Linked DNA regions of Homo sapiens: region 1 is linked to region 2. Evidence: chromatin loops called from intact Hi-C (ENCODE). Cell type or tissue: PC-9. All regions are shown on one strand. Links, peaks and the distances in the headings refer to the core of each region. The heading gives the core; the rest is flanking DNA. Region 1 overlaps TRIM15 (tripartite motif containing 15). Region 2 has its middle 18 kb from the start of HLA-F.

Region 1 (9,368 bases), core at 348-8,347, 470 kb after region 2:
CATTGCTTTTGGTGTTCTAGTCATGAAGTCTTTGCCCATGCCTATGTCCTGAATGGTATTGCCTAGGTTTTCTTCTAGGGTTTTTATGGTTTTAGGTCTTACGTTTAAGTCTTTAATCCATCTTGAGTTAATTTTTATTTCAGGTGTAAGGAAGGGGTCCAGTTTCAGTTTTCTGCATATGGCTAGCCAGTTTTCCCAACACCATTTATTAAATAGGGAATCCTTTCCCCATTGCTTGTTTTTGTCAGGTTTGTCAAAGATCAGATGGTTGTAGATGTGTGGTGTTATTTCTGAGGCCCTTCTTCTGTTCCATTTGTCTATATGTCTGTTTTGATACCAGACATATTTGATATCATATACTACAGCCTTGTAGTATAGTTTGAAGTCAGGTAGCATGATGCCTCCAGCTTCATTCTTTTTGCTTAAGATTGTATTGGCTATGTGGGCTCTTTATTGGTTCCATATGAAATATAAAGTAGTTTTTTCTAATTCTGTGAAGAAAGTCAATGGTAGCTTGATAGGGATAACACTGAATCTATAAATTACTTTGGGCAGTATGGCCATTTTCACAATATTGATTCTTCCTATCCATGAGCATGGAATGTTTTTCCATTTGTCTGTGTTCTCTCTGATTTCCTTGAGCAGTGGTTTGTAGTTCTCCTTGAAGAGGTCCTTCACATCTGTGGGCACTAAGTCCTTTTCTCTCCCTCTCTATTCAACTGGAAATTTATCTTTCAAGGCACATTGTAAATGTTTTCTGCTTTCCAAACCTTCCCTTAGGCCTACAGGCAGAGCTGACCTCTGTGTTCCCATCTCACTGTGTGTACCCCTGGACTATTGCATTTATCTATCTGTATTTTAATCACTTGACATTGACTTCTTCCTGAGATGGTGGTCTCTTTAGGGCAAGGACTGGGCCTTTTCCACCTTTGAACCCCTCAGCACTCAACAGTGTGCCCAGGATGTGATAGTTAATAATTGTGAGTTGAATTATTAATTCAGTCACCTCTATCCACCCATTCTTCTCCCCACAGGATCGTCTCAGGAGTCGACTGGAAGCTCTGAGCACGGAGAGAGATGAGATTGAGGATGTAAAGTGTCAAGAAGACCAGAAGCTTCAAGTGCTGCTGGTACAGGCCACGTCACTGGCTACCTTTTCCTTTGAAGGTTTTCTTAAGAGACTCTGGGGAAACCCGTTGGCTGGTATCTGTTTCCTGGCTGAAAAGAACTGACAAACTGTTCTCGTTCACCTTCCTGTGGCTGCACAAAGGCATTTGGGATCTCAGACCATGAGCACTAGAAGTGGTTCTGATGTCTTGCAATCCAAGATCCATCTTGTATATCACATTTTACAGAGCAGAAAACTTAGGACCAGAAAAGCAATGCTCCCAAGGCCACATAGCAAAGCTGAAGTTCATGAGGAACCTGGATTTCTTGACCCTTAATTCATTGTTCTTTCCATCCTAGTCTGTTTGCCTGAACACACCACCTTCAGATGGGAAGCTTGGGGTCAAAAACATATGTTAGTGTCGGGATTCTAGTCCTGACTACAGGCTGACCTTGAGGAGAGTAGGCTGATGGTGTGGCTACATCTGGATCCCTCACGCCTCTCTTTTCATGCTATAAAGTTATGGAGGAATCACAGTGTGAGGATTTCTGGTACCTTGACCAAGGAGAGAGTGTGGGGACAAAGCAACCTATCCACCATCCCTCAGCTCTCATCAACGTATGCCCTGTAGTTGGTGATTTCCACGGCTAAAACCAAAATTACACACTCTCCCACTAAGTTGTGTTGACTCCAATCACAACTTCCTTTTGCCTCTAAGAAATTATTACAGTCTTCCCCACCTAACTCTAAGAAGGCATAGTAGGGTTATGATGGTATTGTAGTTGTGGAAATATTTTTGAAAAGTTCAACATCATTCTGAGAGCATAATGTAGCATTATTATTAGAGTATCTAGCTAAGACAGTAGCACAGCCCTCATCATTGGTAAGTTCATCCTGAGACCTAACTACTTCTAGGCATATTAGTAAATGGAATGAGTCTTGGACCAGTTGCTCCCTATCCCTGTTAATCAATAATAAGTATATAGATGATCATCCTGGAAGCTATCTCTGAGCCCCTTCCTAACCATGTCTGCCTTTTATCCCTTGAAGACTCAGATCGAAAGCAAGAAGCATCAGGTGGAAACAGCTTTTGAGAGGCTGCAGCAGGAGCTGGAGCAGCAGCGATGTCTCCTGCTGGCCAGGCTGAGGGAGCTGGAGCAGCAGATTTGGAAGGAGAGGGATGAATATATCACAAAGGTCTCTGAGGAAGTCACCCGGCTTGGAGCCCAGGTCAAGGAGCTGGAGGAGAAGTGTCAGCAGCCAGCAAGTGAGCTTCTACAAGTGAGAGACACTTCACCACTTTGTAGGATAAGAGAGGGACTCCACGGGGAAGGGGGTGGGCACCATGCTTTGGGCTGGAGAGAGGCAGGAAAGGGAAGTGGAGAGAGGTTAACGGGGTGCAGATCCAGAGGGGCTGGAGACTTGCCCAAGTCATACACTGTGGTCATGTTAAGGGGTTTAGGGTCAGACAGTCTTGGATTTGAATGTTGGCTCTTCCAATTGTGTGACTTGAGTGAGTCTCTTAGCCTCTCTAAACATGGGGACAGCAATAGCACCTCCCTCATAAAGTTATTGCAAAATTATAAGAAACAATCCATAAAAAATGCTTGGCATGATTCCTGATATACAGAAAGAACTCAATAACTGGTGTCTGCTATGGTTATGAATATGTGATCCTGGCTCACATCAGGTCCAGCTGATAACTGAAGGCAGGCCCCTGCTCTCTACCACCTCCTAATCATTGCAGACACAACCCACCCCCACGATAAGGCTGAAACAGGGAAACCAGCACAAATGAACTGACTACAGAAACCCAAATTAGTAAGAAAACATGATGTAAAAGAACAATCTAATGAGTAGGTAATTAAACAGGACAACTCTCTGCAGAAGGAGAGTTTTGAGTTCATATTTTAAGGGAAAAGTGATGTACAGAATCCCTGACAGGAAGGACTTATGGAAACTAAATGTATGTTCTTGTCTTTCTTTTGCAGGATGTCAGAGTCAACCAGAGCAGGTAGGGCCCACTCCCCGGTCCTGCCTCCTTTTACTCAACATCAAGACTGAATGGGAAGGGGCAGGGGCACTTACTGCCACCCACTTTGCCAGGAAAGCAAAGGCACTCTGGCAGACACACTGTCTCATTCAACTGTGCACAAACAGTCCAAACTCACTAAAGATTTGCGTTCTAAAGGTTCATTTTTAAATTGATTGGTTGGTATTGGGGACACATTTTTTCCCCTAGAAGTGAAGTTATAAATAATAATCATGTTTTTAGGTTGATCCAGGAACATTTATTTAATCTATGAAATTATTAGTACTTGAGTCAGTATCTAACACCATTTAAAATGTAATTTAAAGGGGGAATACTTTCTGTAGACTATGATAAGCATGGAAACCAGGAATACCAGCCTGTTCTTTCATTCATTCATTTTTTACACACATCTCTGGTTTCCTTCAGAATTTTCTAATGCTACTGTAAAAGGACAGCCACCAGGAGCCAGTGGCATTGTAAATGCATGGCCCTTTCCTTCCCTGTCTGCTATAAGCATTAGCAGTCTGCACTGAGATGAAGAGAGGTGTAGTGACTAGGGAACAATTGTCACGTGCTTTGTGCCTATTCCCGTGCAGGGAGGATAAACCCAGGGTCCATGAATCAGGAAGTGTCTCCAAACATGCTTTTCAAAGAGCATTAGAGGTTTAGATCTAGAAGGGCTTGGAGGTCTTCCAGTCTGAGGAAGAAACTGAGACCCAGGGGGTGAAGAGTCTTCAAGGTAATGCAGCAAGTGTCTAATGAGGACTGAGCTGGGACCAGAATCAGGAGTTTTTTTCATTGCAATATATATTTTCGTTGATCCTTTTTTTTTCTTCCCTTCTAGCCTCTTTTCCTTTACAAATAGCAGCATACACAAGGGTAGTTTAAGGCTGTTTTCAAATGGTACCCTGTTGCCCTCTAGAGACCAAAAGGGGTAATGATCTCTGTCCCTCAGCCCCTACAGAACCAAACATTCTCCTAAAGGGGCTTACCTCCAATTCTTGAGAAGTGATTATCCTTAGTTCCTCTTAGGTTTAACTGAAATGCCTACTATTTTAGTAACTACACATTTCCAGCAAAAGTAAAGAAATGATACTCAATTTCATTATTCACCACAGACGCCAAGATCATTCTTTAGTCTGATTTTAGCCTCACGTGGTCTCACCCGAACATTTGTTTTTGGAATTTGGACCTAACTGGTTACCAAACCTGTCTGCAGGTGTGAGATGAAGACTTTTGTGAGTCCTGAGGCCATTTCTCCTGACCTTGTCAAGAAGATCCGTGATTTCCACAGGAAAATACTCACCCTCCCAGAGATGATGAGGATGTTCTCAGGTAAAGGGGAAGGCGCCACAGTTTTCCCCAGTCCCATTAGCTGCCCTCCTGTCTTCCACCCATCTCCATCCTTCTCTGCCCTTGAAACCTGGCTCGAGACATCTTCCCTCCCCAGAGCCTTCCCTTAGTGATCTCAATTTATTCAGGGGCACTATTCCCAGAGCATCTCCTCCACTCCCTAAGGACAGGTGCAGGACTGAGAGTCCAGGAGGGTGAGGACCCTTCTCCTCCACTAGACCACAGCAGAAGCCGAGTCTTCTGTCCTCATCTTCACATTGTACTCAAGTCACCTTGCCCCTGGGGGTGCCTATAAGAAGTAATAAGTCACAGATCTCTCTTTCTATTTCTGCTTCCCTCAGAAAACTTGGCGCATCATCTGGAAATAGATTCAGGTAAACAGCTTGGGATTTGGGGAGTCATTCTTCCATTCATCCATTCAATCCATGGCAGCAAACAGAGCAATAAAATGCATGAATTCTGGAGCTTGATTGCTTGAGTTCTCGATTCCAGTTCTTGCTAGCTCTGAGACACTGGGCAAGTTATTAAGCCTCTGTCCCACAATATTTTCTTCATCAGTAAAATGAAAATAAAAGTACTGTACCTGTCCCATAAGTAGCTGTGAGGACAAAATAAATTAATACATGCAAAGAGCTTAGTATATTACCTGACTCATAGTAAGTGCTCAATTAATGTCATCTACTTGTGTAGATATTACTCGTTGAAAAATACTTATCAAGCCCTAGTTTTTTGAGAGCATTGTGCTGGGCTCTCTACTGATTTGAACAAAAAATGTGCAATTTTTTAAAAATCACATTTATTTTTAAATTGGTGCTTAATTTAGAAGTTGTTTCCATAAGCATCACCTCACTCACTCTGGTATAGGTAAGTGCTTTTCAAACTTAATATGCAGAAACGTCTCCTAGGGATCCTGTTAAAATGCAGATTCTGATTTAGTAGGGTGGGATGGGGCCCAATATTCTGCATTTCTAACAAACACCCAGGTGGTGGGGATGCTGCTGGTCCCTCCCGCTGCACTTTGAGAAGCAAATCCTTAACAGCACCACTTGCTGATTAGGTAGAAGGGCGGTTCAGAGAAGTGGCCCAATGGCAGGCTGCCCAAGTCCAGTACTCCTTCTGCCTCCCACGTGCGTTGCCTGCTCTAGGAACATCTGTGGTTGCCGCCCGCTGTTGATGTCTGCGCGCTCCTCCCTCTAGGGGTCATCACTCTGGACCCTCAGACCGCCAGCCGGAGCCTGGTTCTCTCGGAAGACAGGAAGTCAGTGAGGTACACCCGGCAGAAGAAGAGCCTGCCAGACAGCCCCCTGCGCTTCGACGGCCTCCCGGCGGTTCTGGGCTTCCCGGGCTTCTCCTCCGGGCGCCACCGCTGGCAGGTTGACCTGCAGCTGGGCGACGGCGGCGGCTGCACGGTGGGGGTGGCCGGGGAGGGGGTGAGGAGGAAGGGAGAGATGGGACTCAGCGCCGAGGACGGCGTCTGGGCCGTGATCATCTCGCACCAGCAGTGCTGGGCCAGCACCTCCCCGGGCACCGACCTGCCGCTGAGCGAGATCCCGCGCGGCGTGAGAGTCGCCCTGGACTACGAGGCGGGGCAGGTGACCCTCCACAACGCCCAGACCCAGGAGCCCATCTTCACCTTCACTGCCTCTTTCTCCGGCAAAGTCTTCCCTTTCTTTGCCGTCTGGAAAAAAGGTTCCTGCCTTACGCTGAAAGGCTGAAGTGGGGCGCGCGAAGGGCGGCGAAGCGGAGACGGCGGCTCTCCGGGATCCAGCTCCGCCCCTGGCCAGTGTGCGGCCCGGGGGCTCCCTGTGCCCGCGTGAGGCGAGAGAACAGGGGACTTGAGTCTCGAACAGCGGTTGTTTTTACTTTATTTATCTTAGGCCCTCAGCTCCCTGACGTCCTGAGCCTCCCTGTGACGCTCTGGCCTTCTCTGTACCTCAGAGTGCAGAACCACAGACGGCTTCGGCTGTGCCTAGGGCAACAGCCAACCTAGGAGCCAGCGGGCTTTCGGGGAAAAAAAAGAAAAAGACATCTAAAATAAAATGTTTAAACTGTTTCAAAATAATTATCTTGGGAAAAATCAGGGTTTTGCTGGACTTGCACTAATTTGTACAGTTAACTTCGTACTTTGACACACACCTGAAGATGCCTCCACCTTTGTAGGGCTTAGGGCCTTTTTATCAGCCCTGGGTGGACCCCAGGGCCCCTTCCTTTCCCTTCCCTTCTGGTCATTTCTCTGGACTTGTAGAGAATGTCCTAAGAAAGTGTGACTCACAGACCTCTGGATTCCATGTGTCCAATTAGCGCTGATGGGACTGGAGAAAGGCTTAAATCCAATGGGATCTGCCTGTGTTGGCAATTTAGGGCCGAGATGGCTCGAGGGAGTAGATGCAGAGAGGAAGGGTGATGATCCCTCTGTGACCAAGACACAATCCTGTCCCTTCTTTTAGTCAGGATATCCCTGATGACAGACAGTGGGACAATCACCAGGCCCCATTGTTTAAGAAAACGAGGCTTTTGCTCAGGTCTAACTAACCTCTCAAATATTTGTTATTACTGCAGTTATTATTTGGACACAGAAACAGACCACAGGTTAAAATAACTTTAAAAAGCAAAGTATTAATCCCTATACAAGTGATGTTTCCTTCCACCCCTACCCTTTCTCCTCTCAAGTTGAACACTCACATTCTCACCCTTCCACCCCAACCTCTGAAAAAAATCTGCCTTCAACTCCAATCCAGGTTCCCTGTAGTGTAAGACAATACCCTGTGTACAAGAACACTTTAGGGTCGGCACGGTGGCTTGCGCCAGTAATCCCAACACTTTGGGAGGCTGAGGCAGGTAGATCACTTAAGGTCAGGAGTTTAAGACCAGCCTGGACAGCATGGTGAAACCCTGTCTCTATTAAAAATATAAAAATTAGCTGGGCGAGATGGCAGGCGCCTGTAATCCCAGCTGCTCAGGAGGCTGAGGCAGGAGAATCACTTAAACCAGGGAGGCGGAGGTTGCAGTGAGCTAAGATCAAGCCACTGCATTCCAGCCCGAGTGACGGAGTGAGACTCCATCTCAAAAAAACAAAAAACAAAAAACAGGCTAGGCGCGGTGGCTCACGGTGGTAGGCCGAGGCAGGTGGGTCACCTGAGGTCAGGAGTTTGAGCCTGGCCAACATGGTGAAACCCCATCTCCACTAAATATACAAAAATTAGCTGGGTGTGGTGGCAGACCAGCTACTTGGGAGGCTGAAGCAGGGGAATCACTTGAACCCAGGAGGCAGAGGTTGCAGTGAGCTGAGATTGTACCACTGCACTCCAGCCTGGGTGACAGAGTGAGACTCTGTCTCCAAGAAACAAACAAACAAATAAAACAAAGAACATCTTCATTATTGCGTAAGCCCTGCTCCTAAAGCATGGGTCAGATGTTTTAAAAGCACTCAAAGAGTTTGGACCATATGTGAATTTTATTTAAAAATTGTAACATGAATCAATGTGATGTGAATAATTAACCCTAACTTGACTGTTGGGGAAATAGAGGTTCTTGATATAAAAGAAGCCAGACAATGTGGGGTTTCTTCTGCCCCCCAGTGTGGTGAGCAGAGCCATCCTTATCTGACCCAAGTGGCTTGGTAGTCCAACCTAGTAGTAGTAGTAGTGGTAGTAGTAGTAGTATTGCCCAATGCTTATTATAAAAGTTGTATATGCTCATGGTTAAGAAAATTCAAACATTTTCAAAGTGTATAAATAAAAACCTCTTTCCCCACCCACTCAACACTTCCCCTTGCCACTCCCCATAGTTAAACATTGATATCAATTTTTTGTATATCCTGCAAGTTTTGAATACAAATATATATTGCTTTCTCTTTTTTTTACATAAATTAGATTATGCCATAAGTATTCTTTGCAACCCCTCCAAAAGAAAAACTATGTGCAACACATGCTAATTGTACCATTGGTCAAATTTGTTTTAATTATATCTTCATTTGAACCTTACAACAAGCCTGTGAAATACATAAGACCTATTTTGTTTTTCTCATGTGGTGGTTGAGAAAACTGGCACACAGTTAAATGAACTTGTCTAACAATTTTCACAGCTGGTCCTTGTGACCTGCTGAAGTAGAATCTACCTGTCCTGGAGCTCAGTGCAGTCACATTTCCACCACACTCAGACTTCTAAAACAGACACATCCCAATGGGGCTATGTTTCATTTGCTACCCATTGAATTCATGTTTTAGACAGGGCATTTTTGGTTTCATATGAAACAGAAAAAAGAAAAAAAGAACCGATGAACCATAAGCACACTGTATTTCCAAGTCTCTGGTACTTCTAATTTTAGAGTGGTCCAGATAATTTAAAAGTGTGGATATGCACATTTGGAGGCTTTGTGCCTATATTAATAAATTGTTCTGCATAAGAAAGGAAAGAGAAATTTAGAAGCCAAAAGAAATTTGGGAGTGGCTAAGACCTCAGGGTGAGGACTGAGAGCTGCCTGAAGGAAAAGCAGAGGAAAATTATTCATTTGGTGGTCCAGCTGGAGCCACAGGATGGCTGTGTTCCTGTGTTTGTGATGTAAAACTGTCCTCTATCTCCCCTACAAGATCCTCTGCACAACCTGCCTTGCCCCTAATGCTTTTTGTAGGTGTTCCTGAATTCCAAGTGCTGAGTTCTGTCCACTACTGGGCAGGAGGCAAAGAGATCCCACAAAATAATTGCTGGGCTGCTGGACTATGTGAGGAGCAGTCACACTGATGTGCCTCGGAGAACCAGAGGGGTTATTGTAAGGACCAAGGTGGGACCTATAAGGGAATCTCTCTGGAGCCCAGGAACCGTGATGACAGTGAGCTGGTTGTAATGGGAACTAGAGCCTAGGCAGATGCATTGTCT
Region 2 (9,368 bases), core at 978-8,977:
TTATCTAAAAACTCAAACTCAAGGTTAAGATTTTCTCCTTTATATTCTTCCAGAAGTTTTATGGCTGTGCATATTATTTTTAAGTCTATGATACATTTTGAGTTACTTTTTTATAGGTGTGAAGTATTGTCAAGTTTTTTTTTTTTTTTTTTTTTTTTTTTTTTGTGATTGAGTCTTACCCTGTGGCCCAGGCTGGAGTGCAATGGCGTGATCTCTGCTCACTGCAACCTCTGCCTCCCAGGTTCAAGTGATTCTTCTACCTCAGCCTCCCGAGTAGCTGGGATTACAGGCATGAGCCACCACACCAGCTAATTTTTGTAACTTTAGTAGAGGCAGGGTTTCACCATGTTGGCCAAGCCAGTCTCAAACTCCTGACCTCAAGTGATCCACCTGCCCCAGCCTCCCAAAGTAGATGGATGCCAATTGTTTCAGCATCATTATTGAAAGGAGATTCCCTTCTTCATTGGATGACCTTTGTACTTGTATTCAAAATCAAGTGACTCTATTTTTGTCCTTCCATTTCTGGCCTCTCCATTCTGTTCTGTTGATCTATGTGTCTGTCCTTTTGCCAATACCACACTCTCTTGATCACTGTCCTTTGCAGAAAGACTGGAAATAGTATCTAATAATTTTGAAAGGTATGTTTTCATCATCATTCAGTTGAAAATATTATCTAACTTCCCTTATGTTTTCTTCTTTGATCCGTAGGTTATTTAGAAGGAAGATTTAAAATTTTCAATACTTTTTTGCCCCTAGACAACTTATTATTGATTTCCAATAAAATCTATTTTGGTCAGAGTACATATTCTGTATGATTTCAGTCCTTTGAAATATGTTGTTACTTGTTTTATGTCTCAACATATGACCTGTGTTAGTGAATGTACCATATTCACTTTACAAAATATATATTCTGGAGCTGTTGAACACAGTGACTGTAAATGTCAGATCAAGACGGTTGATAGTGTTGTTCATTTGTATTTTTAAAAAACTAAGAAAAAGCTGGGCGCGGTGGCTCACGCCTGTAATCCCAGCACTTTGGGAGGCCAAGACGTGTGGATCACCTCAGGTCGGGAGTTCGAGACCAGCCTAACCAACGTGGAGAAACCACGTCTCTACTAAAAATACAAAATTAGCTGGGCGTGGTGGTGCATGCCTGTAATCCCAGCTACTCGGGAGGCTGAGGCAGGATAATCGCTTGAACCCAGGAGGCAGAGGTTGCAGTGAGCGGAGATTGTGCCATTGCACTCCAGCCTGGGCAACAAGAACGAAACTCCATCTCAAAAAAAAATTAATAAAAAAAAAACTAAGAAAAAATAGAGCATCTTTAACTTCCCACCATATATTTGGCATTTCCAGTGTTGGTCACTCCTATCTGAAGACTCAAGTTACCATCTGGTATGACTTCTTTCAACCTGGGAAACTCCTTCAGTATTTTTCTTGCAGTAGAGTTATGTTTGCAACAAATTATCCTAGTTTTATTTTATCTGGAGACACCTTTTCATTTTTCTTCCCTGAAAATATTTTTACTGGATGTGCAATTCTGAGTTAGGTTGTTTTCTTACAGCACTCAAAAAAATGCCATTTCATTGTCTTCTGACCACCATAGTTTCTGATGACAAATTATGAACACATGGACTGGTCATTCTCATAATTGTTCTCATGTATGTAACGTGTCATTTTTCTCTGATTATTCTCACGATTTTCTGTGACCATAGGCTGCTCAGGGCTGGACTTGGATATGGCCATAAAGTGGTACTGTAGGAAGTGCAGTATCCTGGAATTAATTCCGGACCTTGGAATTAACAGGGCTGGGCCCCTTAGCACCTGCCCTTAGCTCTCCTTTCCCCAGGTCCCTAGAAACCCCCTCCTGATCTACACACACACACACACATGCACACACAACTTCTAACAGGGCCCTTCTCGTTTTTCTCTCCCCCCTGGTTCCTTCCACTCTCCCCCTTCTCTTATGATCCATTTCATCTCCCTTCTGCTCTCTGGACCAAGGCCCCAGGCCCGGACTCCAGGCTTGGAGCTCACAGGCTGATTCCTGGGATGAGCAGCCTCCACCTGCAGGAGCAGCAGCAGGAACAAGGGAGGGGACAGGAGGGCAAGGCCCCATTTTGGAGGCTGAGGGACTAGGTCATGTGGTAGCAATGGTTTGGGGGTGGATGAGCCCCAGATATGATCCCACTGTTTTGGCCTGGAGGTATCTCTTCCCTAAAGCCAAAATCCAGAGTCACTCAGTGGTGGGAGGAAACGTCAGTGTCAACATGGATTTTGGGAAGCTGGATGGACTCAGAGCCTGACTTGAGATCGGGAACCCCCTTGTATGCAGAGCCCTGTCCAGGTGCTGGGAACAGGAGAGCCTGGGAGGTCCTGGCTAGGGAGAAAGGGGAGCGGGGTCTCTGTCCTCGGCCCTGTGGCCACACGGGGGCGCCGCTGCGCTGCTCTCGGATTCTGAGTGCTCTCCGGGACGGGGCTGCGGGCTGAATGGGCAGACGGGGCTGAACCTGAGGTCAACCACGCTGAGACGGAGGTTCCTCCTGAGCACCTCTGGAATCCACAGGACTCAGGTTAGATTTGTTTGTCTTGCAACGTGAGGCAATTGTGGTGTAGCAAGATCTGGCTCTAGAATTCTTATGGCAAAATAGCTGTCATAGAATCCAACTAGAATGAGAGTCCAGGGCCTGGGTTGACTGCCCTGGGCACACCTGACTCTTGATGGGGTTGCCAAAATGTAGCTTGGCATTTACAAAAATTCTTTCCAAAGATTGCATCAAAGTCCAAAAGAATTATGTACAATTTCATTTCTGATGTCTCTGGCTGTGCTTTCGAAAGGGCAGGAAGAGCCATGGAAAGAGGCTGAAAGGCCCCTCTGGGAATTCTCAAATCTCTTTTCATAGCAGTAACTTGGACCTAGACAGCAAAGCCTGAAAGACACAGGTAGAAGGATCGCGAGGCGCAGCCCTCCCTTCTGATCAGCACAGGTATGGCTGTCTGGGCGCTTTTGCCCCTCTGTGTTCAGCAGGATGGACTCTGCAGTGAGGCGCAGCCCCTGTCTCCCCACTGCCCCAGATCAGAAGCATGTTTCCTTATCTTGTTTTCCACACACTCCTTTTCTTTTTCTGTCTTGTGACCACGAATAGAATAGACAGGCAAGGTCCTGTAAGACCAGGTAAAAGATGTTACTGATGCACTTTGGAAGGCTGAGGTGGGCGAATCACAAGGTCAGGAGTTTGAGACCAGCCTGGCCAACATGGTGAAACCCCATCTCTACAAAAAAAATCAAAATAAAAATACAAAATTTAGCCGGGCGTGGTGGCATGTGCCTATAATCCCAGCTACTCAGGAGGCTGAGGCAGGATAATCGCTTGAACCCGGGAGGTGGAGGCTACAGTGAGCAGAGATTGTGACATTGCACTCCAGCCTGGGCGACAGAGTGAGACTCTGTCTCAAAGAAAAAAAAAAAAAGTTAGTGAAATCATGATTGTGAAGGAACAATGGCAAATGGAGAGAAAGAGCAGAGAGACAGACAGAGATAGATACACACGTACACACACACATAGAGAAAATGAATATCCATCCATCCATCCATCCATCTATCCATCCATCCATCCATCCATCTACCCATCCACCCATCCACCCATCCACCTTTCTATCTCCTTGCAAGGTAGGTTCATCAACACTTTTACATTTATGCCCCAGCAAAAATCTTTTTTTGGCTCACACCTGCCCTCCTTCATCCAGCCAACTGACATATTTGCTGAGGTCTTGCCACGTGCCGCACTGGGTGCTGAGCATTGGAGTCTAAACAGGAACAGACCCCTGGGATGCACTCCCGTCCTGGGATGCCCTTCACTGTCCCGTCCCTGGCTGTGAGACATCCTCATCTCCCTGAGGCTCTTGTTTCTGGTCACTGGGAAAAGTCCCTGGCCCACCTCTCTATTGACACCTGGGAGACTCTATCGCTACTTTGAATAAAGCACTGATTTTCAGCATTTATTCTGTATCCACACTTACTAATGCCCTTTCAATTTAGAAGTTGTTACAAACGGGAGGGGTTATAACCTTAGGCACGTTGTTTAAGAGAATTGTAAAAATAAGGAAACATGATGGCAATGGGGTTTTCTGCTTTCTCCCAGAACACTTCATATTCATTTTCTCACCTGTGTTTGGTTGGTTGCAAGGTGGCTTCCACACCCCCAAGTTTATTTCAAGTAGCAGAAACACTTGCTTAGAAAACAAGTACTTTGGGAAATGCAGGGTCTCAGCCTCTGTCCTCAGGACTCCACACATCAGAAAGACATGTGCGTCTCCTCCCACAATCCTGGAGGTGCCCGTGGACTGCAGGTTCGCTCCTCACTGACTTTACTCATGTCCTACTGGAAAAGGATGGATTTCTAGAAATGTCCCAATGGCTTGGAACACTCAATTTCTCTGTGTGCACTGCAAGCAAACTGACAGTTTGACTTTTCAATTCTATTCAATACCTGAAAATAAACTGAATTTTCAGTATATTTCCTTCCAGAGAGTAAACTGAAAAGGGAACCTTTCTAAATTCAGTTATGATTTCCTGAAACATCGAAGAAGGCAAATGTGGGTGCCCTTAAAGACAAGAGAATTCTCTGACCTCAAATTTCATGTAGCAGCTGTAAGGTGGAGCTGGCAGCATCTGTCCCCACCTCTGGGTACACAGCAGAACGTGCCAGCTTTAGGGACCCCGGAGGACACAGCTGCACAGTGTCCGGGGGCATCCAGCAAACCCTCAGGAAGGACTCGGTCCACGCAGGAGCCTCCTTAAGCAACTTCTCCCTGAAAAACCCTGAAGTCTTAGAAATCCATAAAGAAAAAAGATATTCATGTCTCTGATAAAGAAAAGAAATGCCAGCAATCCAGCACTGAGAAGGGAAGCTACGAGACCACATTTTCTGCATGTGGAGAAGACACGTCTAATGGAGAGGTGGGAACTTGTCTCAAAAGTGTTGGGCCGCAGTGAGAGGGTGTGGTCGTCACTGCCACCACCCGCTGCTCACTCAGTGACCCCTCCCCATTGTAACTAACGGGCCAGTGAAGAGAAACACTTTTCGTCTGCTTGTACTGAAATAAGGCTATTACAATAAATCATCTCTGTGGTTGATTTTTCACTTAAGGATGGGATAACTGGGGAAATTGGTGCCTGTAGTGCAGGTTTTAAAGAAGCTCCCAGAAGCCCTTCTGAGGCCATCTCCAGGAGGCTGCCCCAGCGGGTATGAGGCCTTGCGCTTCTGCCATCCTGTGTGTCCCTGTGATGGAATTTTGGCCCAGCTAGGGATGGCAAGAGGCCAGGTCATCGCAGGTGGTCTGCAGGCCTGGTGAGGAAGGACAATGACAGACGGGGAGGCAGAAAGGCACACATATGACCAGACCTCCCCCTGGGTCCTGCTCCCATTCCTCTGTCCATCGCTCTTGCTCTGTCTGCCCTAGGGGAAATTTCCTGAAGGAAACAGGAAAAGGAACCTCTATTCCTCGCTGCATATCTTTTATGTAGGCCTTTCCTGTTATTCAAGCATATCCCCAGCAGATGGCAGAGAAGACATTTCAATTTCGTGCCTCTGCTTTTCCTCCCCCTCCTCCAACCGGAAAGTCAGGACCAAGGGAATGGATGAAGGCATTAAAGGTATAAATGAGAATGGGTGATAATTTCCCTTTCTCTGAGCTGGGGAGTCCCATTGCAAGGGTGGGAATAGAAATGTCCAGTGTAACCATTCAGAGATGACAGATACTGCCCTGAAAACAGTCACAAAATCAAACCATGATGTGCCTCCCTGGGCTCCTTGGCTCTGGGCTGCTGCTTTCTTTTATTGAGAATCTAAGAGGTGCTGAGCATTCAGTTAAAACGGGACTCAAGGGTTCCTGCATTGTCCTCTGCCTTAATTGCATTTGAAAATATATTTTGTCAGTTCAATCCTTCTCCTGCCCGTCTCTGTTTCTCTTTTTAAAGAAGCTGAACATTGGCACCTTCAAAAGAAAATTGCTAACATGTGAAATAATATATTGTCTAGGATTTAGTTGAAAATAACCTGGTGTTGGGCTATGGTTGAGGATGTAGATAAATCAAGAGTGGGTGTTACTGAGTGAAGGGTACAGTGAAGGTCACTTTACTCTTCTGTCTACTTCTGTGTTTGCTTAAAATATTTGTACAAGTTTAAAAAAATAAGAACCAGGGTTACCAGGGGGCATGGCATATGCTGAATAATCATGAGATACCGGTTATAATTTCAAACAAATCTCCAATAAAAATAGATAATAATTTGAAGTCAAACCACAGGGACAAAATGTTTTTAGATGTCTCCAAATTCCTCACTTCCCTCCTCTAAATTCAGGTGGGTCACTTCATACTTTCTCCCAACCGCAGGTTCCCAATAGGCAGGTCCTAGAGCCCAACCTTGGTGGGGCAGGGAGTAGGGATTTAAAAACTGCATGATGATCAACAGCAGGAAAGAGGATTGGGGCTGAGAGGGGAGGAGAGGCAGGCAGGAGACCCCTGGGGAGTTGCTGCCCCAAGGAACTCCTTCTTCACCCTCTGAGAGAAAGTGTCACAGGACCACAGACCCTTGGTCTTCATAGATCCCATAACCTCCCCCGAATTGTATGTAAAATTGTGTGGGAATGCAGGTGAGTGCATTTCAGCTGGGGCTGGCTTTGACAAGGCTGTGGCCTGCAGTAGATATCAAAGTAGTCATCTAGGTCTCGTGTAGATGATGGAAAACTCGATGGGAGGGAGACACGGTGCCTTGACCCAGAGTCAATGCCAATAAACTTGGCTAGGACATAGTACCCAGTCATTTAATCAAAACCTAATCTAGATGTTGCTGTGAAGATATTTAGTACATGTGGTTAACATTTACAATCAGTTGACTTTATGAAAAGGAAATTACCCTCAATAATGTAGATGGACCTCATCCAATCAGTAGAAGGCTTTAAGAGCAGAAACTACAGTTTCCCAGAAAAGAAGAAATTCTGTCTTAAGACTACCATATCAACTTCTGTCTGCATTTTCAGCCTGCTGGCGTATCCTACAGATTTCACACTTGCCACCGTAATAATTGCATGAGTCAGTTTCATAACACGAATAAAACACACACATACACACACACACACACACACACACACACACACACACCCCTTATTGGTTCTGTTTCTCTGTTGAATCCAGAATAATACAGATTTTGGTACTTAGAGTGATTCTAGAGGAAGAGAATCCTTTTAAAACGTTTATAGCCAACAATAAAAAACTTTATTAAAAATGTTGAAAAGCATAAAACGGTAATTATAAATTAGCAAACACCCAACAAGAAAAGCACTTATTTTCTTTTCCTTATACAGTACAAGAAAGAGTAATTGGGATCTCATTCACTTTCAGCCACCATTTGCCCTAGATGTCCTTCACTCAAAACAAGTTTTTAGCTTGTGTTTTTGGAGTGGAAACTCACATGGCTACTAAGAAACAACTCTAAAAATGTAACTTAGACACTCAAAATTCCATGTGCCATGTTAACATGTAATGATGGTTCATATTACAGCATCTCACAATAGGTAAGCATTATTTCCAAAGTAAAATTAAGTCACATTTGTGGTTGCTAGTGAATGCGGCACAAATGGACCCTGAAGATTCAGGCATTGTTCTGCTCTGGAGTAGGACATCTGTGGCTCCAGCAAACTGTACAAAGGCTTTTTTTTTTTTTTAATGTATCTTCCGTGATACTTCAATTATTTCACCTTATTAATCATTTTCTTGCAAACAAAACTGAAAATATCAGTTCATAATGTGTTTCCATACACCTTGCCCTTATTCAAATGGTTATGAACAAGTGGTCTTCCATTTTCTATTGCCGCTGTAATTATTTGTTCCTGATCTGGCAACACCTTCTTCAGCTCCTTTCTCTGGCCACCGAGATTAACAGTCCAACAAGCGGTCTTTTGATTCACTAAGTGGCTTAATAGGACAACGTTGATTTGAGCCAATACTTCTGGCATGTTCATTTCAATTTGTAACTTTTTTCTGAATTCATCCCCACAAGGTGAGCTGGAAAACTGCAACCATAACCAAAGCTAGAAAATACTGGAAGTAGCCAATATTTCTCTTCATCACCAAAGACTGGTCTCTAATTTTTACTATTGTTCTATTTTTTCCAGCCAGCCAACAGTAGTAGCTGAAAAGCGAGAGCACACTGATGAAGAACACTGCGGGCACAAAGAAAAGGAAAAGTATGTGGAGCTTTGCTGTGTATCTCTTAGTTCATTCTACTCACTAGAACGTGGCGTTCTCAGGAATTGACGTCCTCCAGGCCCCCAGATGAGGGTAGTGAGCACCCTGAGAGCCAGCTGGACTCCCCTCTTGGTGTGTTACTGCACAGCCACAGCCTCTGGGTAGGGAGTTGTCCTGCACTTCTGGAATCATCTTTTTGGTCATGGTGGCTACTGCTGTACTGTCCTTCTGAGGTCAGTGAGATAGGGTGTTCACAGCCTCACTTGAAAGGAAACAAGAGACTTGTCAGGTTGATGGAGAGAACAAGCTGTTCGACAGTGCGCAAACCATATCCTGGGCTTGTGGTTAGAACATCCTGCAGCAAAGAGGTAGAAGAGCCAAGGGAGGCATCCCCACATCTGAGGAAGCCCAGAAACCCATGAATAGCGTCCTTGGGCTGACCTATGCTCATTACAATAGTAGCAAACACAACTCTGAGAGGGAAGTTAAGATGCTAATGAGACGTAAGATGTGTGTGCTGATATGTACAACCACAGTGCATGCACGTTCAAGAGACCACAGAACATGCTTAAAACAATACCCCTTCCCACCTATTCATGAATAATCATGTAAGACTCCCGTGAGGGGAGGGTACTGTCTCTCTTTTGAGCAGCTGCTCTGATCAGCTGTCAGAGTGTACTTTCACTTTGCAATAAATTCTCTTGCTGACTTTTACTTTGGACTTGCTCTCAAATTCTTTTGTGTGGCAAAGTCAAGAACCTGAACCGGCCCATTGGCTACATTTCCTTCCTTTTTTCTTTCTTTCTGTATCTTGTTGCTAGGGATAACTTTGCCCCTGCTGGCAGCATGCCCCTGAGGATGGCACCCTGTGGCTGGCGTCTTCCTTGGCTTGGCCTCGGGTCACTAAGCATAGCCCATGGTAGGAGGTTCTGAGAATGAGTGGCACTGCCTTGTGCAACGGTCCCCATGGGAGTGGCCCACAGGTGCTTGCATCTGTGGCATTTTCACAACTGTTTAAAAAGACTCAAGAATGTACTGTGGGAGGAGAGCAGGTCTGGAGACTCACCTGTGTCCCCCACCTGCTCATCTGCATGGCCGTGTGCCTGACATGGTCAGAAAT

Evidence for each region. A loop is a pair of places that touch in the nucleus more often than their neighbours do. Peaks named below come from ENCODE experiments on the same cell type or tissue, not always from the same donor. Only the 100,000 strongest peaks of a DNase experiment are listed, where the experiment ranks them.
Region 1: a loop joins it to region 2, with 10 times the contacts of the local background. A loop is called at or near these places in 2 of 110 quality-filtered maps.

What each region holds. Positions count from the first base shown.
Region 1 is chr6:30,166,142-30,175,509 of GRCh38, forward strand. It overlaps TRIM15 (tripartite motif containing 15), which reads left to right. Exons shown (of 7, transcript NM_033229.3): 2 at 1,035-1,130; 3 at 2,159-2,389; 4 at 3,100-3,122; 5 at 4,360-4,475; 6 at 4,835-4,867; 7 at 5,691-6,552. The coding sequence ends at 6,208. Among named protein-coding and RNA genes, the nearest start is that of TRIM15, 7.3 kb to the left of the region's middle. RefSeq lists an enhancer at 5,605-6,154. In PC-9, for the core only: CTCF peaks have their summits at 4,100 (motif pointing left) and 4,309; a DNase peak (open chromatin) is centred at 4,060; H3K27me3 peaks cover 2,406 bases.
Region 2 is chr6:29,700,265-29,709,632 of GRCh38, forward strand. It overlaps the pseudogene ZDHHC20P1. Among named protein-coding and RNA genes, the nearest start is that of HLA-F, 18 kb to the right of the region's middle. RefSeq lists a silencer at 2,960-3,074. In PC-9, for the core only: CTCF peaks have their summits at 2,388 (motif pointing right), 5,565 (motif pointing right) and 5,765; no DNase peak of the experiment used is centred there; H3K27me3 peaks cover 1,061 bases.